Regions from separate parts of the Homo sapiens genome. Here all the other regions are linked to region 2. Evidence: chromatin loops called from intact Hi-C (ENCODE). Cell type or tissue: natural killer cell. All regions are shown on one strand. Links, peaks and the distances in the headings refer to the core of each region. The heading gives the core; the rest is flanking DNA. Region 1 has its middle 12 kb from the start of RRP12. Region 2 holds the start of PI4K2A (phosphatidylinositol 4-kinase type 2 alpha). Region 3 holds the start of FRAT1 (FRAT regulator of Wnt signaling pathway 1).

What was found. Peaks named below come from ENCODE experiments on the same cell type or tissue, not always from the same donor. Only the 100,000 strongest peaks of a DNase experiment are listed, where the experiment ranks them.
Region 1: it touches region 2 in a loop (3-fold over the local background); 9 of 110 quality-filtered maps call a loop at or near these places.
Region 3: it touches region 2 in a loop (10-fold over the local background); 3 of 110 quality-filtered maps call a loop at or near these places.

The regions. Positions count from the first base shown.
Region 1 is chr10:97,408,424-97,418,691 of GRCh38, reverse strand. No RefSeq gene overlaps it. Among named protein-coding and RNA genes, the nearest start is that of RRP12, 12 kb to the right of the region's middle. RefSeq lists an enhancer at 45-94. In natural killer cell, for the core only: no CTCF peak of the experiment used is centred there; DNase peaks (open chromatin) are centred at 1,931, 3,711 and 4,581; H3K27ac peaks cover 2,873 bases.
Region 2 is chr10:97,635,581-97,645,848 of GRCh38, reverse strand. PI4K2A (phosphatidylinositol 4-kinase type 2 alpha) reads right to left here and starts at 5,178. Exons shown (of 9, transcript NM_018425.4): 1 at 4,672-5,178. The coding sequence starts at 5,106. RefSeq lists silencers at 4,859-5,088, 6,253-6,436. In natural killer cell, for the core only: no CTCF peak of the experiment used is centred there; DNase peaks (open chromatin) are centred at 4,328 and 5,298; H3K4me3 peaks cover 1,331 bases; H3K27ac peaks cover 1,164 bases.
Region 3 is chr10:97,314,087-97,324,354 of GRCh38, reverse strand. FRAT1 (FRAT regulator of Wnt signaling pathway 1) reads right to left here and starts at 5,084. Exons shown (of 1, transcript NM_005479.4): 1 at 2,440-5,084. The coding sequence starts at 4,901. The coding sequence ends at 4,062. RefSeq lists enhancers at 3,700-3,859, 4,949-5,243, 4,981-5,770 and silencers at 4,200-4,299, 4,800-5,109. In natural killer cell, for the core only: no CTCF peak of the experiment used is centred there; DNase peaks (open chromatin) are centred at 3,144, 4,134, 4,584 and 5,124; H3K4me3 peaks cover 2,845 bases; H3K27ac peaks cover 2,041 bases.

The DNA of each region.
Region 1 (10,268 bases), core at 1,486-9,485, 230 kb after region 2:
TGGCACTCTCAAAACCACCTGGTGTGCGTCAAGCCCTCTGCCACTAGACCCTGTGTGAAAACTGTAATGGTAAAATGCTCAAACCAGGGCAATAAGCACATTTTGACCCTTCTGCTTTCATTCACATAAAACTGATTTCTCAGTCTATATTAATCTTGGATCACATTTTTTTTTTTGAGACAAGGTCTCCCTGGGTTGCACAAGCCAGTTTTAAACTCCTGACCTCAAGCGATCCTCCTGCCTTGGCCTTCCAAAGCACTGTGTGAGCCACTGAGCCTGACCTCAAAATTGTACATTCAAAACAAGCTGACGTCCTGGGCACAGGAGGCACGTGCCTGTAGTCCCAGCTACTCAGGAGGCTAAAGCAGGAGGATGGCTTGAGGCCAGGAGTTTGAGGCTGCAATATGCTATGATCACACGTGTGAATAGCCACTGTACTCCAGCCTGGGCAATAAAGTGAGACCCTGTCTCTAAAAAAATTTAAAAAAAAAAGCTGGCAGAAACTTAGTTATTTGGGATTGATTTGCATCAAGTTTAGTGAATTGTTGGGAGATTAGCAGTGTGTTAGTCCAGTGTGGGGAAAAGAAAGAGAGATCAGATTGTTGCTGTGTCTGTGTAGAAAGAAGTAGACATAGGAGACTCCATTTTGTTTTGTACTAAGAAAAATTCTTCTGCCTTGAGATGCTGTTAATCTGTAACCTTACCCCCAACCCCGTGCTCTCTGAAACATGTGCTGTGTCAACTCAGGGTTAAATGGATTAAGGGCTGTGCAAGATGTGCTTTGTTAAACAGATGCTTGAAGGCAGCATGCTCGTTAAGAGTCACCACCACTCCCTAATCTCAAGTACCCAGGGACAGGCCAGGCACGGTGGCTCACGCCTGTAATCCCAGCACTTTGGGAGGCCAAGGCAGGCAGATCACGAGGTCAGGAGATCAAGACCATCCTGGCAAACACGGTGAAACCCCGTCTCTACTAAAAATACAAAAAATTAGCCGGGCGAGGTGGCGCACGCCTGTAGTCCCAGCTACTCGGGAGGCTGAGGCAGGAGAATGGCGTGAACCTGGGAGGCGGAGCTTGCAGTGAGCAGAGATCACGTCATTGCACTCCAGCCTGGGCGACAGAGCAAAACTCCCTCTCAAAAAAAAAAAAAAAAAATGAATCAAGTACCCAGGGACACAAACACTGCGGAAGGCTGCAGGGACCTCTGCCTAGGAAAGCCAGGTATTGTCCAAGGTTTCTCCCCATGTGATAGTCTGAAATATGGCCTCGTGGGAAGGGAAAGACCTGACCGTCCCCCAGCCCGACACCCGTAAAGGGTCTGTGCTGAGGAGGATTAGTGTAAGAAGAAGGAACGCCTCTTTGCAGTTGAGACAAGAGGAAGGCATCTGTCTCCTTCCCGTCCCTGGGCAATGGAATGTCTCGGTATAAAACCTGATTGTATGTTCCATCTACTTAGGGGGAAACCGCCTTAGGGCTGGAGATGGGACATGCGGGCAGCAATACTGCTCTTTAAGGCATTGAGATGTTTATGTGTATGCATATCTAAACCACAGCACTTAATTCTTTACCTTGTCTATGATGCAGAGACCTTTGTTCAGGTGTTTGTCTGCTGACCTCTCCACAATTATCCTATGACCCTGCCACGTCCCCCTCTCCGAGAAACACCCAAGAATGATCAATAAATACTAAGGGAACTCAGAGGCCGGCGGGATCCTCCATATGCTGAACGCTGGTCCCCTGGGCCCCCTTATTTCTTTCTCTATACTTTGTCTCTGTGTCTCTTTCTTTTCCAAGTCCACCTAACGAGAAACACCCACAGGTGTGAAGAGGCAACCCACCCCTTCAGTCCAGGATCTCCTAGAAGCAGTTGCCAAGACAGGATGTGCAGGAAATATATTAGAAGTGTCTGTGACAGGAAATGGGGCTGGGAGCACAGGTGTGATGCTGCGTAAGGGAAGGAGGAAGGAAGGTTTGGTGGGTGGCAGCGTCGTCTTAGATTGCAAATGCAATTCTGGGGAAAATTCAGCAAGCCTGTTGGGGGCTACTCCAGCCGAAGTTACCCTTCTTCAGAGGGGTCCTCAGGCTCCCAGGACCAGCCTGCCTTCACATCCTTGATACAGGGATGCTAAGTCATGACTGGATGCAGCCCATGGGCAGCACAGCATCTGAATGCTAGGAGGGGCCCTCAGCCAATCAGCTCTCTTCCCTGGGTATGGTGGCTTATGCCTGTAATCTTAGCACTTTGGGAGGCTGAGGCAGGTGGATCACTTGAGTCCAGGAGTTCAAGACCAGTCTGGGCAACACAGTGAGACCCTGTTTCTAAAAAAAAAAAAAAAAGAAAAGAAAAAGATAGGCCAGGCGCGGTAGCTCACGCCTGTAATCCCAGCACTTTGGGAGGCCGAGGTGAGCGGATCACAAGGTCAGGAGATCGAGTCCATCCTGGCTAACATGGTGAAACCCTTTCTCTACTAAAAATACAAAAATTAGCCAGGTGTGGTGGCGGGCGCCTGTAGTCCCAGCTACTTGGGAGGCTGAGGCAGGAGAATGGCGTGAACCTGGGAGGCGGAGCTTGCAGTGAGCCGAGATCACGCCACTGCACTCCAGCCTGGGCGAGAGTGCGAGACTCCATCTCAAAAAAGAAAAAAAAAGAAAAAGAAAAGAAAACATTATGCTGAGCCAAAGAAGCCAGTTACAAAAGACTGCATGGTTTATGATTTTACTTATATGAAATGTCCAGAATAGGCAAATCTATAGAGACAGAAAGTAGATTAGTGATTGCCAGGGGCTGGCAGGGTTGGGGGTGATAAATACAGGGTGTGGGGTTTCTTTTTGAGGTGCCAAAAAATGTTTTAAAGTTGACTGTGGTGATGTTGCACACATCTGTGAAGATACCAAAAACCACTGAATTGTACACTTTATTTTTTATTTTATTTTATTGAGACAGAGTCTCACTCTGTCACCCAGGCTGGAGTACGGTGTCACGATCTCAGCTCACTGCAACCTCCACCTCCTGGGTTCAAGTGATTCTCCTGCCTCAGCCTCCCGAGTAGCTGGGATTACAAATTTGTGCCACCATGCCTAGCTAATTTTTGTATTTTTAGTAGAGACAGGGTTTCACCATGTTGGCCAGGCTGGTCTTGAACTCCTGACCTTAGTTGATCCACCCACCTCGGCCTCTCAAAGTACTGGGATTATAGGCATGAGCCACCGCACCTGACCAAAAGTTTTAAACAATTATTTTAAAAAACAAACCCACCCGAGCCTACCTACCAGAAGCCTTTGCTCAATGGGAGTGAAGTGGGCGGGTAGCTCTGGTGGATCTAAGTGGCCACTGAGCTGCAGAAAAGCATCCGTCTGCTTTTACCCTAGTCCTGACAGAGCTCAGAACCTCCCATGGCAGCTCCAGGGATGGTTCTTAGGGTTGTGGTTGGGCAAACACATGTGGTTCCCACTAAGCCCAAGGAGAGACATAAAGGAGAGACCAAGGAGAGGCTTCTGTGGAGAAGGCAGGGGCAAAAGCTGGCTGTAAGGTCTGGCCAGCTGCACCACACTGCCCACCAGCACCTCATCTTCTCCTTTACGGAAGAAGTGACTGGGAGTCCGGGATCCTAGGTCTCATTTCTGATTTTTTTTTTTTTTTTTTGAGATAAGGTCTCACTGTGTCTTGTGGGTGGGAGTGCAGTGGTGTGATCATGACTCACCGCAGCCTGAGCTCAAACTCTTGAGCTCAATCCTCCCATCTCAGTCTCCCAAGTAGCTGAGACTACAAACATGTGCCATCACACCCCGCTAATTTTTTTTTTTTTAGACAGTCTTGCTCTGTAACACCCAGGCTAGAGTGCAGTGGCACGATCTCGGCTCACTGCAACCTCTGCCTCCCGGGTTGAAAGGATTCTCCTTTCTCAGCCTCCCGAGTAGTTGGGATTATAGGCACCCGCCATCATGCTCAGCTAATTTTTTGTATTTTTAGTAGAGACAGGGTTTCACCATGTTGGTCAGGCTGCTCTCGAACTCCTGACCTCAGATGATCCACCAGCCTCGGCCTCCCAAAGTGCTTGGATTACAGGCGTGAGCCACCGCGCCCGGGCTTTTTTATTTTTTTAAGAAATGGGGTCTCACTATGTTGGCCAGGCTGGTCTGAAGCTCCTAGGTTCAGGGGATCCTCCTGCTTTGACCTCCCAAAGTGCTGGGATCACAGGTGTGAGCCACTGCACCCAGCCCTAGGTCCCATTTCTGATTAGGTATGTTCCTTACAATGCAACTAACTTCCCTGATTCCCTGTGTTGGAAACACCTCAGCCACAGGATCTTGGAGAGGTGACAAACTGGACCTTTGAATACCTGGGCCAGGCAAGTATTCTGACCCTAGCCAGCCTGTGAACTTCCCTCCCCAGAGCCAACATGGTCCTTTATAAAAGAAAACAACCTCTGAGAGTGAATGTTTTGAGCTACAGTCACTTGAGGGGGAAAAAAAAGCTCATACCCACAGGAAAGACTGTTCTGCTGCCATGGCAACAAGTCACCACCATAACCAGTTTTAAGCCACTTAAAGACAATTCCTCTCCCTTCAGCTGAACAATTTTCCTCAGTGACCAGACATCTGACACCAGCCAATCGGTAACAGCCACACTGGTTGGCCAACCAATCCCTAAACACTACCTCCCTTGATATGTGCCCACCATTGATCTTCAACCTCCTAGCACCTTATATAAGATCAGTGCCCTGCTCCACTCACAGGGATTGCACCTAACAGGCCCAGCTCCACCTCCCTTAAGTAAGTACTGTAGTAAATGCAGCTTTTTGGTTCAGATGTTGAGAGATGGTCTTTTCTTTAGACACACTCGTATTCTGGAATCTTGCCTTCCTGGGAGCGATTGATTCTCACTTCCTCTGTGGTGTCATTGCCTCCATGCCTCTGAGCCTCGTATACCTGTACGCATCATATGCCTCTATGGTGTCACTGGGGAATGAGAAAAAGGCCAACTCCAGGCGTGGTGGCTCACGCCTGTAATCCCAGCACTTTAAGAGGCCGAGGTGGGCAGATCACCTGAGGTCAGGAGTTGGAGACCAGCCTGCCCAACATAGTGAAACCCTGTCTCTACTAAAATACTAAAATTAGCTGGGCGTGGGGGCGGGCACCTATAATCCCAGCTACTTGGGAGGCTGAGGCAGGAGAATTGCTTGAGCCTGGGAGGCAGAGGCTGCAGTGAGTTGAAACTGTGCTACTGCACTCCAGCCTGGGCTACAGAGCTAGACTCCGCCTAAAAAAAAATAAATAAATAAAATAAAATAAAATAAAATAAAAGGCCAACTCTTCTTCTCTACAAGGCACCAATGAAGACTGGATTTCAGACCCCTCATCTGGGAAACTAAGCAGTCCACATACTTCACAACTGTACACGGCAACCGTGCTCACCCCTCATAACCGCTAGCCTTCACGTGTCATTCTACCTCCCCGATACCTTCTCCAATCTGTCCTTCCCTCTTTGCCCCCGCTGCCACATTCTTAGTTTCAACCCTTATGGTTTCTTTCCTGTACTGATGCAGCAGTTTCCGACACATCAGTGACTCAGGTCTTGCCTGCATCTAGAGCAAACACATCGTGTTCTTACTTGCCCCTGTGCCTTTGTAGCTGCTGTGGCCTTGCTTGGCCTGAACAGCCACCCTCAGCTTCCTGGTCAACTCTAGCTCATGCTGTAGCACTCAGCTCCAACGTCACCTCACCTGAAAATTGGCCCTGACTCGCCTCTCAGACATGACTATAGTCTGCCAGGCTCTGGACTCCCATAGCTCCTGACCATACCTGGATGATGGCACTGATTGCCACAGGGATTGTTTACTGCCACCCCAACCAGCCTGTGAACTCTAGATGTGAGAGCTAGGCTGCTTTCATTGCTTGGTAACCAAATGGTTATAAAGAACAGGAATTGGGAGAGGAGTAAATTACAATTATAACTCCCCACTTAATGCTATTGGGAATCTTTCCCTAGCTTTGGTTTCCCCATTTTAAAATGTGGATAATAGGCCAGGTGCAGTGGCCCGTGACTGTAATCCCAGAACTTTGGGAGGCGAAGGCAGGAGGATCATGTGAGGCCAGGAGTTAGACACCAGACTGGATAACATAGTGAGACCCTGTCTCTAATTAAAAAAAGAAAAAAAGAAAAAATAATAATAGGCCAGGCGCGGTGGCTCACCCCTGTAATCCTAGCACTTTGGGAGACCGAGGCAGGCAGATTGCCTGAGGTCAGGAGTTTGAGACCAGTCTGGCCAACGTGGTGAAACCCGATCTCTACTAAAAATACAAAAAAATTAGCCAGATGTGGCGGCATGTGCCTGTGATCCCAGCTACTCAGGAGGCTGAGGCAGGGGAATTGCTTGAACCAGGGAGGTGGAGGTTGCAATGAGCCAAGATCATGCCACTGCACTCCAGCCTGGACGACAGAGCAAGACTCAGTCCCAAAAATAAATAAAAAATAATAATAATAAAATAAAATGTGCATAATAATAGCACCTACCCTATACAGTGGTTGCGAGGACTCAGTAGGATCACACATGTGAAGTGCCAGGTCTATAGAGGCTAATAAATGATAGTTCTTATTACCACAGAGAGCCCCTGACACAAAGGATACATCCATTAAATGCTATTTTCCTCTCCTCTTCTCTGCCACAATGCCCAATCTACTTGGCAGGATGGTATAGTGGTTGGATAAATGATGGACCAACATTTCTGTTATTTTCCTTGATTGCAACCTTCAAAAATTATTGTCCAGGCAAGATAGCTCACGCCTATAATCCCAACACTTTGGGAGGCTGAGGCAGGAGGATTGCTTGAGCCCAGAATATTGAGACCAGTCTGGGCAACATAAGGAGACCTTGTCTCTGCAAAAAATTTAAAAATTAGCTGGGCATGGTGGCATATGCCTGTAGTTCCAGCTACTTGGGAGGCTAAAGTGGGAGGATTGCTTGAGCTCAGGAGGTCAAGGCTGCAGTGAACCGTGATCGCATTCCAGCTTGCATGACTACTGCATTCCAGTCTGGTTGACAGACATAAAAGATATACCTTGGACAGCCCCTCTTAGACACCCTAAGAGCGTTATCTGAACCTCTCTTGTGCCCCTTGCTGAGCTCTGCATAAGTCATGTGTTCACTTGGCAAGCAGATGTATTGAGCCACACACTGTGGTAGGCTCTGATGGCGCCAGAGTAGACCAGACATGGTTCCTGTAATCAGGGGTTTCACAGTCAGATGGTCAGATGAGGGAGGCAGAGAAGCAAAATGCAATTCTATTAATTGAGCATCAGTGAACAATAAAGTTACCAGGGGCTTTAGAGAGCTCTGGGTACAACATCTTCAATGTACAAATAAGAAAACCGAAGAGTTTTGTGCTTGTCTTTTCACCATTCCCCCATAGGTTACTTTCTTTTTTTTTTTTTTTTTTTTTTTGAGACAGAGTATCTTGCTGTTGCCCAGGCTGGAGTGCAGTGGCGCGATCTTGGCTCACTGCAACCTCCACCTCCCAGGTTCAAGCAATTCTCATGCCTCAGCCTCCCAAGTAGCTGGGATTACAGGCGTGTGCCACCATGCCTGGCTAATTATCCCCTGTAGGCTTCTTTTTTTTTTTTCTTTTTTTGACGGAGTCTCGCTCTGTTGCCCAGGCTGGAGTGCAGTGGTGCCATCTCGGCACACTGCAAGCTCCGCCTCCCAGGTTCACTCCATTCTCCTGCCTCAGCCTCCCGACTAGCTGGGACTACAGGTGCCCGCCACCACGCCAGGCTAATTTTTTGTATTTTTAGTAGAGACAGAGTTTCACCATGTTAGTCAGGATGGTCTTGATCTCCTGACCTTGTGATCCACCCGCCTCAGCCTCCCAAAGTGCTGGGATTACAGGTGTGAGCCACCGCGCCCAGCCCTATCCCCTGTAGGTTTCTTAAGGCAGAGCAAGAGTCTTTTTCTTTTATTATTTATTTATTTTTTTTTTGAGACGGAGTTTTGCTCTGTTGCCCAGGCCGAAGTTCAGTGGCACAATCTCAGCTCATTACCATCTCCGCCTCCCAGGTTCAAATGATTCTCCTGCCTCAGCCTCCCGTGTAGCTGGGATTACAGGTGTGCGCCACCATGCCCAGCTAATTTTTGTATTTTTAGTAGATACAGGGTTTCACCATGTTGGCCAGGCTGGTCTTGAACTCCTGACCTCAGGTGATCCACCCGCCTCAGCCTCCCAAAGTGCTGGGATTACAGGCATGAGTCACCGCACCCGGCCAAGAGTCTTTTTAGATGGAGTTTCACTCTTGTTGCCCAGGCTGGAGTGCAATGGCGTGATCTCGACTCACTGCAACCTCAGCCTCCCGGGTTCAAGTGATTCTCCTGCCTCAGCCTCCCAAGTAGCTGGGACTACAGGCATATGCCACTATGCCTAGCTTATTTTGTATTTTTAGTGGAGATGGGGTTTCACCATGTTGGTCAGGCTGGTCAGGTGCCCGGCCCATAAGCTTCTTTAAATACTTTCATATGTGTGCTTAGCATAGTACCTTGCACATAATAGGTGATCAAGAAATAACTTTTGAGTATGTAACTGGGTTAAATTAATTAGAACCAGTCCTCCTAACACCCAGCTGAGATCCAGAGGCTGCTAGTTGCCTCCCCAATATCAATTCTTCCTTTCTCTCAATAGGCACAGGGGGTGAGCTGCAACTTACCCAACTAAAAGACTAAATTTCCCAGCCCCTTCTGCAGCTAAATTTGGCCAAATTACTAAATTCTAGTCAATCAAGTGGAACTGACTTAGCTGGAAGGTGCACCTTTTGGCTCTTCCTCCTTTCCTTCCTACACTAGGCCTCCACCTGGATCATGAGTGTGACAGCTGGAGCTCCTGCAGCCCATCTGTGGAGCACAAGGTGACAGTGAAAATGGAAGTCATACGTTATGGAGGTTGAAGCAGAAAAAGAGAGGGATCCCAGGATCCTGAAGATTCTGTGGAACTGCCATAGCAGCCTGGACTGCCCATTACCTCCTGATTTCCATTTCTTGAATGTGAGAGAATTAACCCTTGCCTGTTTAAGCCACTGTAGCAGTCTCTTATAGCAACTGAACACAATTCCTTACTGATATAGAGGCCCTGAGAAGAATGAAGAATTTGAAGTGGTAAATGGGGAACGGTTTAATTTTGGGGTAAGTGGAGAGAGAACAGTCCTCCCCATTGAGCAGAGTCCCCTGCCATGCCCAGATTCCAGTCTTCCTCAGCCTAGGAGGGGACATGCTTCCTCTCCAGCACACCAGGCTCTTTCCCCAAGAGTTATTCTAGAAAGCAAGCTCTTTTTGGCTTTTGGATTTTTTTTTTTTTTTTTTTTTTTTTTTTGAGACAAGGTCTCACTCTGTCACCCAGGCTGGAGTGCAGTGGCACAATCATGGCTCACTGCGGACTTGACCTCCTGCACCTCAGCCTCCCGAGTAGCTGCGACTGTAGGCGTACATCACCATGCCTGGCTATTTTTGTGTTTTTTGTAGAGTTGGGGTTTCTCCATGATGCACAGGCTGGTCTTGAACTTCTGGGCTCAAGCGATCCTCCCACTTTGGCCTCCCAAAGTGTTGGGATTACAGGCGTGAGCCACCACACCCAGCATCAAATGGAATTGTAATGCCCCAGGAGCTGAGGGACACTTGACCCCTGCAGCAGTGCTGTGCCAGGCACTGGGCTAAGGATTTCACATGCATTATCTCATTTTAGCCTCATAACAGCAGCCCCATTTTCAGATGAGAAGACTGTGGCTCACAGAGCTCAGCCGCCTGCCCCGGCTCACGCAGCTGGGATGTGGCTCCAAACCCAGGCTTCCTAAGTCCAAAGCCTGGGCTTCAACACAGCTCCAGCAGTTAGGAAAACCGTCCGGAGCAGCTGCAACAACAACGGGTTGGTCAAAATGCCCTGACCTTGAGCTCTAGGTTAAACACCCAGACCTCTGCTTCCTCTTTGTTTGAGGCAAGAGGCTAAGCCTCAATTTCCCTTTCTTCCTGCCCAGTGTCATAACAGATTACAACTTGCTGACCTAAAACTGGTTTTACTGCTCCGCATGGCCACAGAACTTTGGGTGTGGCAGCTCTGTTACCTCCACAGGAGCCTTGCAGACAGTTTTAAGAGCAGTGCAGGCCGGCACGATGGCTCACGCCTATAATCTCAGCACTTTGGGAGGCCAAGGCAGGCAGATCACCTGAGGTCGGGAGTTCGAGACCAGCCTGACTAACATGGAGAAACTCTGTCTCTACTAAAAATACAA
Region 2 (10,268 bases), core at 853-8,852:
TCCAGGCACAGTGGCTCACACCTGTAATCCCAACACTGGGAGGCCAAGGCTGCAATGAGCCAAGGTTGTGCCACTGCACTCCAGCCTGGGCGACAGGGTGAGAAACTGTCTCAAAAATATATATATAATAAAATATAATAAAATTATTTTACTAAAACGTTAAGAGGCAGTCAAGTTTGTCATACATGTAGGTCTCGAGATTTTAAGCATCATCTACCAACTTTTTTTTTTTTTTTTTTTTGAGATAGAGTCTTGCTGTCTCGCCCAGGCTGGAGAGCAGTGGCACGATCTTGGCTCACTGCAAGCTCCGCCTCCCGGGTTCACGCCATTCTCCTACCTCAGCCTCCCGAGTAGCTGGGACTACAGGTGCCCGCCACCACGCCCGGCTAATTTTTTGTATTTCTAGTAGAGATGGGGTTTCACCATGTTAACCAGGATGGTCTCTATCTCCTGACCTTGTGATCCGCCCGCTTCAGCCTCCCAAAGTGCTGGGATTACAGGCGTGAACCACTGCGCCCCATCTACCAACTCTTATAGCCTTATTCGATACCATGTACCCCAAGAACCCTAATTAAGCAGTTAGTAGGAATGTTTTTAAAAATCTGATTGAGCTGCCCCAACTAAGTGCCAGGAACTACGTCAGGGCTTTCATGTGTGATATGTCATTTAATCCTCTTAACCTAGTGAGTCACATGCTGTCCTATGATTCTTGGCAATGTGAAAATCTAGTATTACTCCACGCAAAAGAGAAAAAGCTCAAAAAACCCTTTTGCAGTTGAGTGAGCATGAGACCTGAAGCACAAGGAGGTAAGTGAGGGGGGTATGTGTATACTCTCCCCATGACTTCTAGCATTTTCCATCTGTTCTTGGACCCCACTGAGACAGAAACCATCCAAAATTGAGAAATGGGACCAGGGCTGTTATCTTCAAGAATCTTTCAGACTGTCTAAGATCCAAAAGTGGCTGTCGCAGAAAGTGCTGGTTCTCCCAATCTCTGTTCCCCCTTGTTCCCTAGACACAAGACCCATGATTTTTACCTGGGCGAAAAAAGAAAAAAGACTATAGTTCCCAGCCACTACTACAGCTAAGTTTTAGACAATGGAATGTAAGTAGAAGAGTCTCCTACAACTTCTACGAAGTGCCTTAAAGGATGGGGGCATATTCACCCTCTCCCTTTCCTTCTTCCAAATGGCTGAAAAGCAGACAAGATGTTTGCAGCTTGAGCGGCCATCTTGGACCATGTAGTAGAAGCCATATCCTAAAGATGGCTGATCAGCTGGCAGGAAGAACCCTATGTCTCCAATAAAGTGAAATGTCATGCCAGCCCTGAGCATGCCTGAGCAGCTAGCCTATAGACTTCTTTTACATGAGGTGTAAATGAACCTTTTTTCAAGTCATCATTATTTTAAAATATCTGTCACATATAGTCAAATTCAATACTAACCAATATAGTAGCTGAGAAGAGAATTTAGAAATTCTTTTCTTTTGTTTTGTTTTTGAGACGGAGTCTCACTCTGTCGCCCAGGCTGGAGTGCAGTGGTACGATCTCGGCTCACTGCAACCTCCACCTCCCAGGCTCAAGCAATTCTCCTGCTTCAGCCTCCCGAGTAGCTGGGATTACAAGTGCCTGCCACAGTGCTCGGCTAATTTTTGTATTTTTAGTAGAGATGGGGTTTCACCATGTTGACCAGGCTGGTCTCGAACTCCTGACCTCCAGTGATGCGCCTGCCTCGGCCTCCCAAAGTGCTGAGAGTACAGGCGTGAGCCACCGCACCTGTCCAGAATATGGAAATTCTGATGACTGACTCTGAGGGAGCAAAGGATAGTGGTGAGAACATGAACTCCACAGCCAACCCGCCTTGGCCCAATCCTGCCTCTACCACTTACTAGGTGTGAGACCTTGGAAAAATTTGTTATACCATGGGCTTGTGTTGTCACCTGCGGGGATAATAACAGTACCTACCTCCAAGGGTGGTTATAAAGATTAAGTGAGTTATTATTTGTAAAGCACTTAAAGGAATATAGTAAATGCTATGTAAGTATTTGTTTAATAAAGTAAATACATTTGGAGGAGAGCCAAAGATGACAATTCCAACTACAGTAAGTCTGTGGGCCAGTCTAACCCACCGCAAGCATTTAGAAAGTGCCCTTTGTTCTAAATCACATTTTCTTCACTGGAAGCAGTATGAGTACGTCAAAAAGTTTTGTCAGGGCATCTGTGTTTGGACTTCCCCTATGAGAAAGGATAGTGGCCAGGAAATTTTAGAGACTGGAATCCCTAAATCACCAAGTAACATACCTATGGTCTGTCCTTCTCTGTGGCCTATGTACTGAGATGGTAGTACTTTACCTGCCAGGTAGAATTAAGAGATCGTATTACTTCCATCTGTCAAAGCACCAGCTCACTTCTCAGCTGACCTAACCCACTTCCAATGCAGCTCTAACAGTGTCATGAAAGAAAAACAAAAATATTCCTCCTTCTCCTGTACCTATCAAAGATAATCTTAGCCCCTTCTTACATTTGCCAACAAACTAAAAATACCCTCTGCCCACAAAAAAAGGACAGGCATGGTGGGTCACACCTGTAATCCCAGCACTTTGGGAGGCTGAGGCAAGAGGATGACTGCTTGAAGCCAGGAGTCTGAGACCAACCAGGGCAACATGGCGAGACTCTTGTCTCCATGAAAAATAATTTTTAGCCGGGTGTGGTGGTGCGTGCCTGTAGTCCCAGCTACTCGGAAGCTGAGTGGGAGGACCTTGAGCCCTGGATGTCAAGGCTGCAGTGAGCAGTGAGACTGCACCACTGCACTCCAGCCTGGGTGTCAGAGTGAGACCTTCTCTGAAAGAAAGAAAGACGAGAAAGAGAGAATGAATGAAAGAAAGAAAGAAAAAGAAAGAAAGAGAAAGAAAGAAAGGAAAGAAAGGAAGGAAGGAAGGAAGGAAGGAAGGAAGGAAGGAAGGAAGAAAGAAAGAAAGAAAGAAAAAGAAAGAAAGAAAGGAAGGAAGGAAGGAAGGAAGGAAGGAAGGAAGGAAGGAAGGAAGAAAGAGAAAGCAAGCAAGCCTCTGGCTGACATTTAAACCTCAGGGCACTCACATTTCTTTGCTTCTAGAAATGATGGTTCCCACTTGAGCTTGCAAGCTCTTTTATTTAAGAAACTTGGAGGCCGGGCGCGGTGGCACGCCTGTAATCCCAGCGCTTTGGGAGGCCGAGGTGGGCAGATCACAAGGTCAAGAGATCGAGACCATCCTGGCCAACATGGTCTCTACTAAAAATACAAAAATTAGCTGGGTGTGGTGGTGCACGCCTGTAGTCCCAGCCACTCAGGAGGCTGAGGCAGGATAATTGCTTGAACCTGGGAGGCGGAGGCTGCAGTGAGCTGAGATCGCGCCACTGCACTCCAGCCTGGCGACAGAGCAAGACTCTGTCTCAAAAAAAAAAGAAAAAAAAAAAGAAAAAGAAACTTCGAAAGACTTATTACTCGCAAAGCTTTCCCCAACTCAGTTTATGTAAACTGAGAAACTGAGTTCATGGCAGAATTGTTCTCTAATTCTTGATTAATTCAGGGACGACTCAAACTCTGAGTGAATAACTAGATCATTCAATGAGCCGAACCAAGAGCTACAAGTAACAGCCCGTCCTGGCCACTCAGGACTCCTATTAAAACAGCACCCTGGCCATCTAAAGAGTTCACACAGGAGAGATGTCAGGGAAAATCTGAGGAAACTTTGACACCCATAATTTAAATAACAATACATCTTTCCAATGACCCATTGCAGCACACCTGAAAATTTCCCTGAAACTTCCCTGAAAACAGGGAAGACTTGGTATTTCTTAAATTCTGCAGTTCTCAAAAGGATAAAGGTCACTTCTCAGATACCCTGGTCACTCCATGCCCCATCCTATAACCATCCCCCTTTATATACAGGCAGGGGACAAAATAAAGGTCGGCAAACGCTCTGCCTTAGTTGAAAAGCAGGCTGTTGATAGCCCTGGGAGAGAAATGAAAGAAAAAGTAGCTGATGGCCCCATGTTTCTAAAACTCCAAGTTCTATCTAAACTTTGGAGTCGTCAAAAAGTATTTGAACCCTTTCCCAGAAGTGAGCAATACCCAGGGCAGATGAAACTGGTGAGTCCGCCCATTCTTTCTTCAACGTCTGTTAATAAGAGCTGGGACGGTGGCAGGGGACATCCCCCACAACATAGAAGGCTGGAACTGAATTCTCAGATCCCCTGATAGGTCACCCATCCTCCTCCGTGAACAGCGACACACTGGTTCGGTCGGTCCAAAAAGAGAGAACAGGCCTAAAGCCCCAAATCTGCAAGTCGGCGGCCGAATAGCTGTCCCAGTAGTGTGAAGCTAAGTACCCTACTAGAAAGCAGTCTCTGTCCAGCGGCGGATTGCCCCACCACACCGCTGAGCCCCCGGCCCGTATCTGGTCAATTTCCTCTTTTCATTTTCCGCTCACTCCTCCCCCACCAAGTAGGTTCTGATTTATTTCTCCATTCCGCAGAGCGTCCCCAGCTCCAGTCCTCAGTGGCATCCCTAAATCCTGCCAGGGGCTGGTACTGTGAAGTTTCTCCCTTTTCCCTCTGGCTGTGCGAAGCCCCCAACTCCCCAGGAGCGCCGCCGGCCCTCAGCCCGCGGCGGCGGTCCCCACCCCCGCACTCACCCCCTGAGGGTCCTTGACGAAGTAGCTTCCGCTGGAGCCCTGGTAGATGCGCTCGGGAAAGATGCAGCGCTCGATGGCCAGCTCGGCCTGCCGCACCACCGCCTCGAACTCAGGATCCTCCGGGAACTCGTTCCGCTCGCGGTGGGCCTGAGCGGCGTGGGCTGCCGCCGCGGCCTGAGCGGCCAGAGCCTGGGCCTGCGCCGCCACGGTTTGGGTCTGGCCCTGGGCCGCCGCGCCCCGGGCCCGATCCAACAGTGGCTGCCGCTCGCGGTCGTGGCCCGGCGAGCCCGGCGGAGAGGGGCCCGAGCCGGCCGCCGCCGCCACTCGGACCGCGCCCCCGGGCACCTGCGGAAAGTGAGCGCCCGAGCCCGACGGGAAGGTGTAGTCCGGGGGTTGGGCCCGCTCGGGGGACACTAGTGGGCTCGTCTCGTCCATCCCTCAGACAGCCGGCTCCGGGACCCGGCGCGCTCCACACCACTGCGCTCGCGGCCGCGACCAATCCGTGACATCCCCCAGGCCCCGGCCGGCCAACCAGGTCGCGACGCCTCCTTGGCCCCGCCTCTAACCTGCCCTGTTTACTTGGCTACGAATAGGCACGGCCCCTCGCGCGCGAACAGTAGCCAATCAGAACCTGCTCCTACGCAATCGCTGCCTCCGCATTTTTCTCCCCGTCACCTTCTGTGAAGACTGCGCATGCTCCAGGACCCAACCTTGGGTCAGGCACGCCCCCTGCCCCTACTATACCAGCGCCACGCTTAGCTTCCAATTGGCTTACTGGACTTGGGCGCTTTCAAAACAGCAACTATCCTGTCAGTCACTCATTGAGTGCCTACTCTGAACCGGCTGTGAGATTGGAGGAATCTCATCTATGTATCCTCATTCATTCAGTCAGGCACTCATTCATTTATTGAGCACGTACTATGTTCTAAGTGCTAGGGAGACAGCAGTGAAGCAAAGAAACAAAGCTGCTGCTCTACCTCGATGAAACGTTTTTTTTGGGGCGGGGGGTTTGTTTTTTGGGTTTGTTTTTTTTTTTTTTTTGAGACAGAGTGATCAGTCTCCAAAAAAAAAACGACAGAGGTCAAGTGATCTGCCCACCTCGACCTCCCAAAGTGCTGGGATTACAGGTGTGAGCCACTGCGCTTGGCCTGGAAGTAGGTTTTTAAAGGAAAAGAGGCAGTTCCTAACTTGTTTACCAAGAATTTACATTAAAATAACAAGTTATAGATTGGCTATACATTGTACTTTGTATCCCAAATTCGTATCTCAGTTGACCTAACATACTTCCAATGTAGATGTAACAATGTCAGGTTACACTTCAAGTTCGCAGGAACTTGAAGGTAATGGGTGAAGTAGCCAGTCAGGATAAAATGTCTTAACAATTGCCTCCAGGTTTTCCTAGGAAGCCCTGAAGATTTCTTTTTAAAATATTATTATTATTTTTTTAGAGTTAGGTTATCTCTATGTTGCCTGGGCTGGTCTTGAACTCCTGGCCTCAGGCGATCCTCCTCCCTCAGTCTCCCAGAGTGCTGGGGGATTACAGGTGTGAACCACCCACAGTGCAGCCAAAAAATAAAAAATTTTTAAAAGAAAAAAACCCGCCAGGCACAGTGGCTCACGCCTGTAATCCCAGCACTTTGGGAGGCTGAGGCAGGCGGATCACCTGAGGTCGGGAGTTCAAGACCAGCCTGACCAACATGAAGAAACCCTGTCTCTACTAAAAATACAAAATTAGCCGGGCATGGTGGCACATGCCTATAATCTCAGCTACTCGGGAAGCTGAGGCAGGAGAATCGCTTGAACCCAGGAGGCAGAGGTTGCAGTGAGAAACTCTGTCAAGAAAGAAAGAAAAAGAGAGAAAGAGAAAGAAAGAAAGGGAGAGGGAGAGGGGCAGGAAGAAATAAAGAAAAGAAAGGGAAGGAAAGAAAGGAAAGAAAGAAAGAAAGAAACCATTGCCCCAGAGTGTGGGTGTGGAAGGCATGACTGAAGTCCCATACTCATGTCTTTGAGCCAATAGACTGTGCATACATCACACAGAGCTCAGACTGCTCTAAGCTATCTTTCCTTCTCAACCTTATAGGAATTCAAGGCCAGCCTGGGCAACATAGCAAGACTCCATCTATTTTTTAAAAATTAATTTTTTTAAGGAGTTCCTAGGAAAACCCAGGGGCAATTGTTAAGACATTTTATTCCTGACTCGCTGCCTCACCCATTATCTTCAAGTTCCTGTGAAGATACAAACTTGTGATACAAAGAATAATACATAGCCAATTAATATCTTACACTGTGCCTGGCCCAGCTGCTCAATGCTTATTTGTTAATTGAAGAAAAATATGGTCCCATGAGCCTAAGAAGTTCTTACCACGAGGTAAGAGTCCATTGCTTTTACTCACACTGTTAAATCTCAGTGTCTAGACACAGTAGGTGCTCAGTACATTATTATTCATGAGAAAGGGAAGGAAGATAGAGTCCCTGCCCTCAAGCTGAAGGCATGTGGCTTTCTGAGGCAGTAGGAGAAAAAAAAGCAAAATGAGCTCAAAACTCCGTAACAGTTCACCAATTAACTGAGGCAGGCTGCAGGCTCAGCAAAGGCTTTATTTTTTTTCTAATTTTTTTTTTCAACCAGAATGCTCAAGGATCAAGCAAAGGCTTTAAGTGGGTCATGTGCTATGAGCTGAGTCTTAAAGAAAGAGTAATTAGATTGCTGGAAAAAAAGGAGACAGGAAAAAAATGTTACACCAAGCAGGAGTTACCTGAGTAAAAGAGGAAGGCTAGGGCATATAGGGAACAGAGAGCAACCTTCTTGATTCGAGGGGAAGCAGAGTTAAACTGGGTTACCAAGGGCCTGGAAAGTAGAACAGAACGAGACCAGCCTGGGCAACATGGTGAAACCCCGTCTCTACTAAAAATACAAAAATTAGCCGGGCTTGGTGGCACATGCCTGTAATCCCAGCTACTTGGGAGGCTGAGGCAGGAGAATTGCTTGAACCTGGGAGAAGGAGGTTGCAGTGAGCAGAGATTGTGCCACTGCACTCCAGCCTGGAACAACAAGAGCGAAACTCCATCTGAAAAAATAATAATAATAATAAATTCATGGAATACTGTTTCAGTTAAAATTTATACAAACAAGCCAGGTACGATGGCTCACGCCTATAATCCTAGCACTCTGGGAGGCTGAGGCGGGTGGATCACCTGAGGTCAGGAGTTCAAGACCAGCCTGGCCAACATGGCGAAACCCTGTCTCTACTAAAAATACAAAAAAAAAAAAAAAATTAGCTGGGCTTGGTGGCACACGCCTATGATCCCAGCTATTTGGGAGGCTGAGGTGTGAGAATCGCTTGAACCTGGGAGGTGGAGGTTGCAGTGAGCTGAGATCGTACCCCTGCACTCCAGCCTAGGCGACAGAACAAGAATCCGTCTCAAAAAAAAATGTATGCAAACACTACCTTCAAAAGTGTAGAATGTACATCCAGGCTTGGTGGCTCACACCTGTAATCCTAGGGGAGACCAAGGCGGGTGGATCACAAGGTCAGGAGTTTGAGACCAGCCTGTCCAACATGGTGAAACCTCGTCTCTACTACAAAAAATTAGCCAGGCATGGTGGCAGGCGCCTGTAATCCCAGGTACTACGGAGGCTGGGGCAGGCGAGTCGCTTGAACCTGGGAGGTGGAGGTTGCAGTGAGCTGAGATCGTGCCATTGCACTCCAGCCTAGGCAACAGGGCCAGACTCCGTTTCAAAAAAAAAGTGTAAAATGTAATGGTTGGAAGCATGGGCTTGGAAATCAGAGACATTTGAGTTTGAATCCAGTCTCCATGATGATCAGTTGTTTTAGACAAGTTATATAACCTCTCTAAGCCTCAGTTCCTTAATCTATAAAATGGGAATAATCATCCCCATGATTACTGAATCAAGAATCAATATAATGTTATGTAAAGCACTTAGCATATGAAGCATGACTCTCTAATAGGAAAAATAAAAATAAAGCACTTAGCATAGTGTTTTGTACATAAAGAGCACTCAACATATGGTAGCTTTTTGAAAAAAAATCACTGCTGATGTTACTGTTGATGTTGTTTTTGTTTTTATGCTTAAAGTCACCAGCAGACTAGAGGTATGGGCTTTCACGAATCATGGCCAGTCACATAGTCACCAATATTTCATAATCATTCTTTCTTGAATCAAATTATTGCCACTGCTAACTAGAAATACCAAATTGAAAGCACTATTGTTTAATTATATGTATGGGAATGTCTTAAACATTTTTGGCCAGACAAACCATTCTAAACAAAAGTCGTACAGAAGGTTAAATTGCCCCTTTCAGTTATAATACATGCACTTCCTTTTCCTATCTAGACCTCAATAATCAACTGATGCCTGGCTCTTGTGGCCCAGGGTCTGTAGCCACATAGATAATCTTTTGGTATCATTCATCTCATTTAGCCCATAAGCTTCAAATTATGGTAAAGGAAAGGTCCCAGATTTAGAGTTCTCCCTGGAATTCTGAGTTTTTTCTCCACAGAAACCCCTCAGAGTCTTTTATTTTATCTAAAAAAATTTTTTGGCCAGGCACAGTGGCTCACGCCTGTAATCCCAGCACTTTGGGAGGCCGAAGCGGGTGGATCACGAGGTCAGGAGTTCGAGACCAGCCTGGTCAAGATGGTGAAACCCTGTCTCTACTAAAAATACAAAAATTAGCCGGCTCTGTCACTCAGGCTGGAGTGCAGTTGTGCAATCTCAGCTCACCGCAACCTCCGCCTCCCGGGTTCAAGCGATTCTCCTGCCTCAGCCTCCTGAGTAGCTGGGACTACAGGCGCGGGCCACCACATCCGGCTAATTTTTGTATTTTTCAGTAGAGACGGGGTTTCACCATGTTGGCCAGGATGGTCTCGATCTGTTGACCTCATGATCCGCCCACCTCGGCCTCCCAAAGTGCTGGGATTACAGGCATGAGCCACCACACCCGGCCTAGACATTGTTTTAAATGCATTACATGGATTAACTCATGGAACCAGCTTTATAGTATCCTGTGATGTTGGAAACCCAGACCCAGGGAGGTAAAGGTAATGTGCCCATGGTCATTCAGCTGGTAAATGGCAGAGCCGGATCCAAATCCAGGCAGACTGTTTCCATGCTCTTAACACTATGTTGATTCTTATTAAATATCCCTATGAAATATGTCTCATATTTACCCCCTTTCTTTCATCTCCACTGATGCTACATGAAACTTCCAGGATGTGTTAGTTGCATTATTACAATAACTTCTGAGTTTGTTACTTTGCTTCCAATCTCTCACTGGTCATCTCTGAGTGTCACTGTCAGATTAATTTTCATAAAATACTGCTTGTAGTGTGTCATTCCCCTGGCCAAGAAACTACATTTTATTTATTTATTTATTTATTTATTTATTTATTTATTTATTTATTTATGTTTTGAGACAGGGTCTCTGTTAACCAGGCTCAAGCAGTTCTCTTGCCTTAACCTCCCGAGTGCTGGCACCACAGGCACTTGTCACCACACTCAGCTAATTATAAAGGCCATAAGAGTAACAATCATGGCTTTTCAAGCCTGACAGAACCTAGCATCATGCTGTACTCAC
Region 3 (10,268 bases), core at 1,085-9,084, 320 kb after region 2:
GGTGTGACCCCAGGAGGTGGAGGTTGCAGTAAGCCGAGATCATGCCACTGCACTCCAGCCTGGGTGACAGAGCGAGACTTCGTCTAAAAAAAAAGAAAAAACTTGGCAGGATTTGAAAAAAAAAAAAAAAAAAAAAACAGGCCGGATGCGGTGGCTCACGCCTAAAATCCCAGCACTTTGGGAGGCCGAGGCAGGCGGATCACCTGAGGTTAGGAGTTCCAGACCAGCCTGGGTAACATGGGGAAACTCCGCCTCTACAAATATACAAAAATTAGCTGGGCGTGATGGCGGGTGCCTGTAGTCCCAGCTACTCAGGAGACTGAGGCGGGAGAATCACTTGAACCCAGGAGGTGGAGCTTGCAGTGGGCCGAGATCACGCCATTGCACTCCAGCCTGGGTGACAGAGCAAGACTCTGTCTCAAAAATAAATAAGTAAATAAGATAAAAAATAAAAACACAGATGAACGGTTACTGGATTATAATGTGTTTAGAGTGCTAACTTGCTTTATGTAGAGAGGCTTTAGTTTTTCCCAATTTTCCTTTTTTAGGAGTGGGTTGTTCTGCATGGGCCCTAAGGTTGAGTCTGAACTTAACCAGTCATTCTTATTACAAGAAGCTATGCACAGTCGGTGCAGTGACATCAAATCATAGCCTATTTCAGGATGGAAAGCCCTGGATTGCTCATAACCCCTTGACCTTGGATAAATCGTACATCAACTAAGAATGGGAACTGGGGACTTCAGGGCTACTCCCATGCCAGGGGACATCAGCACCTGGCCACTTTCCCCTCATGCTCAGCGCCCAGAGGTGGTGCCCACTACACTATTGGGGGCTCCTTTTCCTCAGTTTGTATTAGAGCCTCCATAGTTACCCTTCCCATGCTGGAGAACACTGGACTGAGGCCCCCACAGCCCTTTCTGGGCATGTTGTGGGAAATGGCAGGCTTGGTGTGTTCTGAAGGTACTCCTCAGAGACCATCAGCGTCTGTGTGTGAATTTGAGAAAATGGGGCATTGAACCAAAAAGGAAGTTAGAAAATCAGGACTCGAAGTCATAGAACACTCCAGAAAGCAGATTTGGGATCATGGCATGCTCTTGTTTTGTGGGAAAATGAGGACACCTGGGACACCGCCACCTGGGAAGGAAGGGGTAGGGACTAGATACTGTTCATCTGCAGCATGTGCCAGTCACCATATGCCTTTTATTAATTTATTTTTTTGAGGCAGGGTCTTGCTCTGCCACCCAGGTGGGAGTGCAGTAGCTCAATCATGGCTTACGACAGCCTCAAACTCCTAGGCTCAAGCAATCCTCTTGCCTCATTTATTTATTTATTTTATTTTATCTTATTTGAGACAGAGTCTCGCTCTGTCGCCCAGGCTGGAGTGCAGTGGCGCGATCTCAGCTCACTGCAACCTCTGCCTCCCAGGTTCAAGCGATTCTCCTGCCTCAGCCTCCTGAGTACCTGGGATTATGGGCATGCACCACCATGCCCAGTTAATTTTTGTATTTTTAGTAGAGATGGGGTTTCACCATGTTGGTCAGGCTGGTCTTGAACTCCTGACCTCGTGATCAGCCCTTCTTGGCCTCCCAAAGTGCTGGGATTGCAGGCATGAGCCACTGTGCCCGGCCATTTATCTATTTATTTTTGGAGAGGTGAGGTCTCACTATGTTGCCCTGGCTGGTCTTGAACTTCTGGGCTCCAGCAATCCTCCACTTTAGCCTCCCAAAGTGCTACTAGGATTACAGGTGTAAACTACTGGGCCTGGCCCACCTTTTATTTCATTATCCCTGTTGTACGGATGAGGAAACTGAAGCCACAGAGGTAGAGCAACTTGTCCAAGGTTCCCTTCCCACTTCAGAAGTGGGCTTAAACTCTGGGTACTCTTTCCTCAGAGGGAGGAAATTAGCTCCTTCCATGAGGGAACAGACTGAAGTAAGTCAGAACCATAAGGATAGACATGGCCTGTTATGTCACTGCTTAGGGACAGAATGGTATAAATGTGCCAGGGGCAAAGACAGGAGTCTTTTGTAAGTTTCCACCCAGCTTTCCTACCACCAGGCTCACATTGTGAGCAGTCTCCTAATCAAGAGCTGCCCCAGCCTTAAGGCCCACCTTGTGGAACAAGTGCACTTAATGGCCACGGTGAGAAAGAAGAAAAAAAGAAAAAGAAAAAAAAAAAGATAAGCCTCCCAGTTTGCAGTGACTGGCTGATCTGATGTCCTTTGCTAATAGAGGCAGCTTTATAACACATCTCCATCACTGACTAGTAATCCAAAAGGCTCTGAGGTTTTAACGAATGGGATTGGTCCAAAACCTGACCTCACTTTCATTTAATTTCATGCCAGCTCCAATACACACCCAGCTGCGGAGACCTTGTCTAGCTAGTGAGCTGCTCAGACACAAAGGCGCTCTAATTACCATCCACAAGCCAGGCTGACAGAGATTTCAAGTGTTTTCATGTTTATGGAGATCAGAGAAATGTGTTCTGTACATCTTTTTCACTGATGGCAAGTATAAAATAAAACCAAACAAAAAACCCAACACATTTATTCAAAGCAGGCATTTCAGTTAAGTTAAAATCCTATAATCAGGATAGCCACAATTCCAGACACTCCGGTGCGAAGTGTAGATATGTCAGTAGCCACATCTGGATGATGAACAAGCCATTGACTATAAAAACGAGAACAACAGCACAGTCTCAGCGCCTTTAGAGTGAGTGAACAGTATGTTCCAAGCACTTCACCATGGTTCACAATGGCAAAGCCTGCAGCTTCTCCATTTGGAGGGTCACATTTTCTACTCGGTTTCCTGCACTTACAAAGGCCAGCTGGCATGGCTGGGGGAGGGGCAGAGGGAGGAAATCAACTCGTCTATCCAGGGAATTGCAGCTGTTATTGCAAATGGCCCCGGAGAGCCCATTATAAGCTGCTGTGCTAGGCTGTGTGTCCCTGGAGTGTCCATCACATGGCGTCTCCCTAGCCCCCAACCCAGGCCCCCAGGATCCCAGAGCCACCCGCTTGAGTAGGACTGCAGAGCCGAGTAGGAGAGGAGGAACCCAGGGCCCGGTCTCGGGAGTTTCCGTGAAAGCCCGGAGCGCGGCCAGGGGCGGTGGTCGCCTACCGAAGCACAGCCGCCCAGCACGTCCGCGCTTTCCCACACCCGCGGTGGCGGCGACGCGCGTGTCCTCAGGAGACTCCAGCACTTGCAAAACACTGCGCTCTTCTCCGAGCACCGGCAGAACCTGGCTACTCTGTCCCGCAACCCAGTGCGTGCCCAGGAAACAGTGACCTTGAACCGAGGAGAGGCGGGCCGGCTCTGAAAATACACTTTAGACAGGGCGTGGGGTTCACTCCGCGCCTCTCTACCCTTCCACCACCATTCAATACTCCCCGCCCCCACCTCCTTTCCCCACCCGTGTCGTACAGCCTTCCCCCACCACTCTGAGAAGAGAGACAGTTGCAAAGAGAGCGCAGGGGTTAACTCCTATTCAACCCCCAAAGGGTCCCTTCATGGCACCGCATGTTTGGTATTAAGCAGCACCTCCAAAGACACAAGATGGTTTTTTTAAGTCTGGCAGATTGGGCTGCACCCTGAAATTATCTACTCATGTTCTCCTCCCCCAAAGTGGATCAGGAGCCAGCCCTGAAAAGGTAAAGCAAGTAACTGGCATCATCCTCCGTGGTTCCGGCGCACCGCGATCCGGAGAAGCGTGGATTGTGGCCACATGGTCGCGGGGCTGGAGGGCACTGAGAGGCTGCGAGGAAATGCAGGCTCCGCGGCCAGGTCGGGTCACGCCAAATAAGGAGTCCTACTGACTTGTACGTTTGAGGTGCGCTCTGTAAAATCTGCCTTAAATAGGGCCAAAGTCCTTCATTCCAAATATTTTGGCCCTCAACCCCAGTTACCCGCGAAACACTCGCGATTTTTCGGTTCCTCGTCATTAGCTTTTTACTCTCGCTTCCAAAAGCCAGAGTTCTCCACCAGCCTGAGTAGAACTGCAGCCCTCAAGGGAACCCCTTGCCCTCCAGTCTGAGGCTGGCGCTGTGGCCACCCCGGGCGTGTTAGCTGCCAGGCACAAGAACGCCGTCGCCAGTTCTGAGCTGCGCCCTCCCGGAGGCGCCAGGGTCACTGCAGGCCGCGCGAGGGCTGCGAGGCGAAGGGGGTTCATGCACCGGGGCCGACAGAGGTCCCAGGAGCGGGCGTTGGGGAAGCTTTGCACGTAACTGCAGCCGTCGCGAATGAAGCCTTCGCACGGCCTCCTTGATGAGGTTTCCAGAGAGCACTAGCTGCTGCAGAAGCCGGTGCGGGTCGTCGTCGCCTGTGCGGGTTTCTGGTTGGGACCCGCGTCGCTGCTGCAGGCGGCGGGAGGCGGCGGCGCCCCGGAGCCATCCTCGCCGGCACGGACCCGACAGCGGCTGCGGGATGCCCTGCTTGCCAGCTCCCGGAGGCCCATCAAGGTCGGCCTGAGGGGGCAGTGGGGACAGCGCGCTGGGGCCTGTGGCGAGCTCGGCCACGCAGTAGGGCGCAGCGCGGCCCCGCACGCGGCCGCGGTCCCCCAGGGCGCAGCGCAGGACCCCAGGGGGCGCCGGGCCCACAGTCTCCGCCAACGCGGGCGGCAGCAGCAGCGGCACCGCCGGGGACCTGGCCTTGTCCGCCGGCACCGCCGCAGCCAGGGGCCCCGGGGCCCGCAGCGGCGCCCCCGGGGGCCCGCACGGCGAGGCCGGGCTGTGCTGCGCCGCGTCCAGCTGCAGCGTCTCGCCGATCTGGGCCACCAGCCGGTCCACCTCGCCCGAGCTGCCCAGCGCCACTGACTGCTGCAGTAGGAGGAAGCTGTCCTCCTCCTCTTCCTCCCCCTCCGCCTCCTCGCCGGCTTCCTCTTCCTCCTCCCTCCGGCACGGCATGGCCCCCTGTCTGGGCACCCGGAGCTGTGCGGGCGTCGCTGGGGGCTCGGCTGCCGGCGGGCGCGGTGGGCCGCGGCGGAGCGGGCGCGGAGCTGAAGACTAAGTCTGGACCGGGGCCGGGGCGGACGCGGAAGCCGGAGCCCGCCAGGCACTCTAGCCGCGCGCCTGCAGCCGCGGGAGCCGGAATCCTGCCGGCTCGGGTTGATTTGTAAACAATGGGTGACGTCACGTCGGGCCCTACCACCGCGCCGGGGAGGGGGTGCTGTGCCGCTGGGGGACGGCGCTTCTGTGGGATTGGGGGTCTGGGTGAAGCCGGACTGCCTTCTGAGCTCCTTCGCTCAGGGTGCTGTCTGCAAGGGCGCCCTGGGGACCTGATCCTGGCTCCCGCAGTCGGGCGCGATTGGCATTTCCAGAAATGGGCACCAGCGTGAACCCTGTTGGTTTCTTCCACACACAAGCAAGCACGCACACTAACACACACCCACCCACCCACACACCCCTTCTCTCCGTGCGTCAACTCAACCGGTTTTTAGCGTTTGCGCTTTTGAGGTCCGGCATGCGGGCGTCTGGTGAGGATGGAAAGGAAAGGGAGTCAGGCTAGGGATTTGTACGGAGATTAGGGAAATGAAGCTGACGGGAATGGAAAGGAAGAAGGGGACCTTGTCGTTCGATGGAGGTGGCAGAGTTGGAAATGGCAAAGAAAGGCCACAGATTAATGTTTTTTGATCGAGATCCTGGGCGGATGGGGGCCTGGACTGGGGTTGGCATTGCTGGAGAGGAGGTTGCTAGTCTTTTTGTTTATTTGTTTGTTTGTTTTTTTGAGACGGAGTCTCGCTCTATCGCCCAGGCTGGAGTGCAGTGGCTCGATCTCCACTCACTACAACCTCCGCCTCCTGCGTTTAAGCAATTCTCCTGCCTCAGCCTTCCGAGTAGCTGGGATTACAGGCGCCCACCACCACGCCCGGCTAATTTTTGTATTTTTAGTAGAGACGGGGTTTCACCATGTTGGCCAGGCTGGTCTCGAACTCCTGACCTCAGGTGATCCACCCGCCTCAGCCTCCCAAAGTGCTGGGATTACAGGCGTGAGCCACTGCGCCCGGCCTAGGTTGCTACTCTTTTTGTTTTGTTTTGTTTTTTTGAGACAGAGTTTCGCTCTTGTTGCCCAGGCTGGAGTACAATGGCGCAATCTCCGCTCACCACAACTTCCGCCTCCTGGGTTCAAGCAGTTCTCCTGCCTCAGCCTCCCGAGTTGCTGGGATTACAGGCATGCGCCGCCATGCCCAGCCTAATTTTGTGTTTTTAGCAGAGATGGGGTTTCTCCATATTGGTCAGGCTGGTCTGGTACTCCCGACCTCAGGTGATCCACCTGCCTCGGCCTCCCAAAATCCTGGGATTACAAGCGTGAGCCACCACGCCTGGCTATAGGTTGTTAGTCTTAAGAGGGGCTATGTCCAGAAAGTTGTTTAAAAAAAAGCCTCAGACCAGTAGGGGGGATGGGCTCTGAGGAGGTACGTAGTAGCAGAGAAAAATACCTGTTTGGATGAAAATGGAGATACGCTTCCTTCCTTCCTTTCTTCCTTTTCTTTCTCTTTCTTTTCTTTCTTTGACAGAATTTCACTCTGTCACCCAGGCTGGAGTGCAGTGGTGTGATCTGGCTGATTGCAGCCTTGACTTCCCAGGATCAGGTGATCCTCCCACCTCAGCCTCCCGAGTAGCTGGGACAATAGGCACGCGCCACTACACCTGGCTAATTTTTGTATTTTTAGTGGATACAGGGTTTCGCCATGTTGGCCCGTCCGGTCTCAAACTCCTGGACTCAAGCAATCCCTCCTCCCGAAATGCTGGCGTTACAGACATGAGCCACCGCGCCCAGCCTGGAAGCAACTTTAAAATTCTGAGCATGATATAGAAAATAGGATACAAAGAAAGAAATGAGCCTGGAGATCCAGATAAATAGAAAACGAGGGTCTTGTTGGGCAGTTCCAACGATAATAATTATAGGAGCAAACCTTTAGGAAGGGATGAGTGCAGGAAAGAGGTAGGGAAGTTGGTTTAAAAAGAGTTGGGTTTGTTTTTGTCAAGTGTGGAGGAAAAAATGTAAAAACAGAGGAAGAGACAGTTTAAACAAAGCCATTGGATTTCTAATCTACGAAATCTGGATTTCTACAGGGTGTCATAAGGTTCATCACCTTGTTTTTGTGGATTCCTTAGGATTTTCTATATAGAAGATCGTGTCATCTACAAATAGAGATAGTTTTGCTTCTCTTCTTTTTCTTTTTTCTTTTCTTTTTTTCTTTTTTTTTTTTTTTGAGACAGGGTCTCATTCTGTGGCCCAGGCTGGAGTGCAGTGGCATGATCTCTGCTCACTGCAGCCTTGACTTCCCCAGGCTCAGTTGATCCTCCTATCTCAGCCTCCTGAGTAGCTGGGACTACAGGTGCAAGCCACCATGCCTGGCTAATTTTTGTATTTTTTGTAGACCCAGGGGGTCTCACCATGTTGCTCGGGCAGGTCTTGAACTCCTGAGCTCAAACGATCCGCCCACCCCAGCTTCCTAAAGTGCTAAGATTACAGGCATGAGCCACAGCACCTGGCCCTGTCTTATTCCTGATCTTAGATGAAAACATTCAGTCTTTCACAACATTAGGTAGGATGTTAGCTGTGGATTTTTCATAGATAGTATTTATCAGGTTAAGAATGTTCCCTTCTATTCCTGGTTTGTTGGGCATTTGTTGTTGTTGTTGTTGTTGTTGTTATTGTTGTTGTGATGGAGTCTTGCTCTGTTGTCCAGGCTGGAGTGCAGTGGCACAATCTTCGCTCACTGCAACCTCTGCCTCCCGGGTTCAAGCAGTTCTCCTGCCTCAGCCTGCTAAGTAGCTGACACTGCAGGCGTGCACCACCATGCCTGGCTAATTTTTGTATTTTTAGTAGAGATGGGGTTTCACCATGTTGGCCAGGCTGGTCTTGAACTCCTGACTTCAGGTGATCCGCCTGCCTCGACCTCCCAAAGTGCTGGGATTTACAGGCATGAGCCACCAGACCCGGCCTACTTAAAATTTTCAAATGAAAATAATTAGTAGCAGTTTACAATTTGTGCATTTTTATCTTTGGCTCACAACTTATAAGCCTCATATATTGTTGTGGGCATGAAAAATGGTACAACCACCTTGGAAAAAGGCCTGACAGTTTCTTATAAAATGAAACATACACCTGTCCTGGAACACAGTTTCAATCCTGGATACTTAGCTAAGAGAAATAAACACATGGGCCCACATCAAGGCCTACAGGGAGGTGATCATAGCATATTTTTTTTTCTTTTTAATTGAGACAGGGTCTCCCTCTTTTGCCCAGGCTGGAGTGCAGTGGCACGATGTTGGCTCACATCAAAGGAGTTTTATTCATAAAAGCCAAAAGTGAAATGGCCCAAGTGTTCATCAACAGGTGAATGGACAAACAACCTATTGTACATTCACACAGGATGATGACAGAAAACAGTTCAGCAACAGAAAGGACTGAATATTGCTGCATGCAGTAACATGAATGAAGCTTAAAAACAGTATGCTAAGTGAAAGAAGCCAGATAAAAACGGATATATGTCATATGTTTCTGTTTATATGAAGTTCTAGAACAGGGAAAGTAACTTACGGTGGGGAAAACATCAGAAGACTGGTTGCCTTTGGAAAAGGTAGAGCAGGGGCAGGACTGACACTGTGACACTGAACAGACAGAGGGAACTTGCAGGAGGGTGGACATGTTCTAAATCTTGATATCTTGATTTGGGTTTCATAGGTTTAGGCATGTGTTAAAACTCATTGAGTGGGCTGGGCGCGGTGGCTCACGCCTGTAATCCCAACGCTTTGAGAGGCTGAGGTGGGCAGATCAGCTGAGGTCAGGAGTTTGAGACCAGTCTGGTCAACATGGTGAAACCCCGTCTCTACTAAAAATACAACAAGTAGCAGGGCATGGTGGCTCATGCCTGTAGTCCCAGCTACTCAGGAGATTGAGGCAGGAGAATTGCTTGAGCCCGAGAGGCAGAGGTTGCAGTAAGCCAAGATTGTGCCACTGCACTCCAGCCTGGGCAGTAGAGTGAGACCCTGTCTCAAAAAAACAAAAAACAAAAACAAAACAAAACAAAACAAAAAAACAAAGAGAAAAAAATTGTAGATTTTACATGAAGAGAATAAATTGTAAAGAAAGCTTGAATTATAGTAATAGACATGCTGATGAGTTTGGAGTGAGGTGTACTGATGTTTGCAATTTATTCCAAAGTACAGTAAAATGTGAGAAGGATTAATATAGATGGATTAGAAGGATAGTTAGACAGGTAGATATGTGATAAAACATGTATAGTAATATGTTAATGTTACCATATGACCCATCCATTCTACTTTTAGCTATATACCAGAGAAAATTGAAAACATATGTTCACATAAAAACGTGTACACAAATGTTGATAGCAGCATTATTCATGATAGTCAAAAAGTGCAAACAACTCAGATGTTCATCAGCTGATAAATGGATGAATCAAATGTCGTATACTCATACGATGGAGTATTATTCACCATAAAAAGGAATGAAGTACTGATACATGCTACAAAAGGAATGAATGTTGAAAACATTATGCTGAGTGAACAAATCAGACAGGAAAGGCAACATATTGTGTAATTCTATTTATATGAAACGTCCAGAATAGACAAATCCATAGAAACAGAAGGTAGATTAGTGGTTGCCAGGGGATGGGAGAAGGGGGGAATTAGGACTAACAGCTAATGGGTAAGAGTTTTCTTTTTGGGGTTATAAAAATGTTTTGAAATTAGTGGTGATGTTTGTACAACATAATGAATATACAGTACTAAAAACTATTGAAGTGTACACTTTAAAATGTTGAATTTTATGTTATGTGAAATATATCTCAATTTTTAAAATACTAGGATCTAGGTGTTGGGTAACAGGGTATTCTTTCAATTTTGTTGGCTGTTTGAAAAATTTTACAATAAAGTGTTAGAAACAATAAGCCATAGAAAAGGGGAAATTGGCTGGGTGCAGTGGCTCAGGCCTGTAATCCCAGCACTTTGGTAGGCCGAGGTGGGTGGATCATGAGGTCAAGAGATCGAGACCATCCTGGCTAACATGGTGAAATCCCATCTCTACTAAAAATACAAAAATTAACTGGGTGTGGTGGCGCACACCTGTAGTCCTAGCTACTCTGGAGGCTGAGGCAGGAGAATCGCTTGAACCTGGGAGGAAGGCGGAGGTTGCAGTGAGCTGAGATCACGCCACTGCACTCCAGCCTGGCGACAGAGTGAGACTGTCTAAAAAAAGAAAAGGGGGTCTGGGCGTGGTGGTTCACGCCTGTAATCCCAGCACTT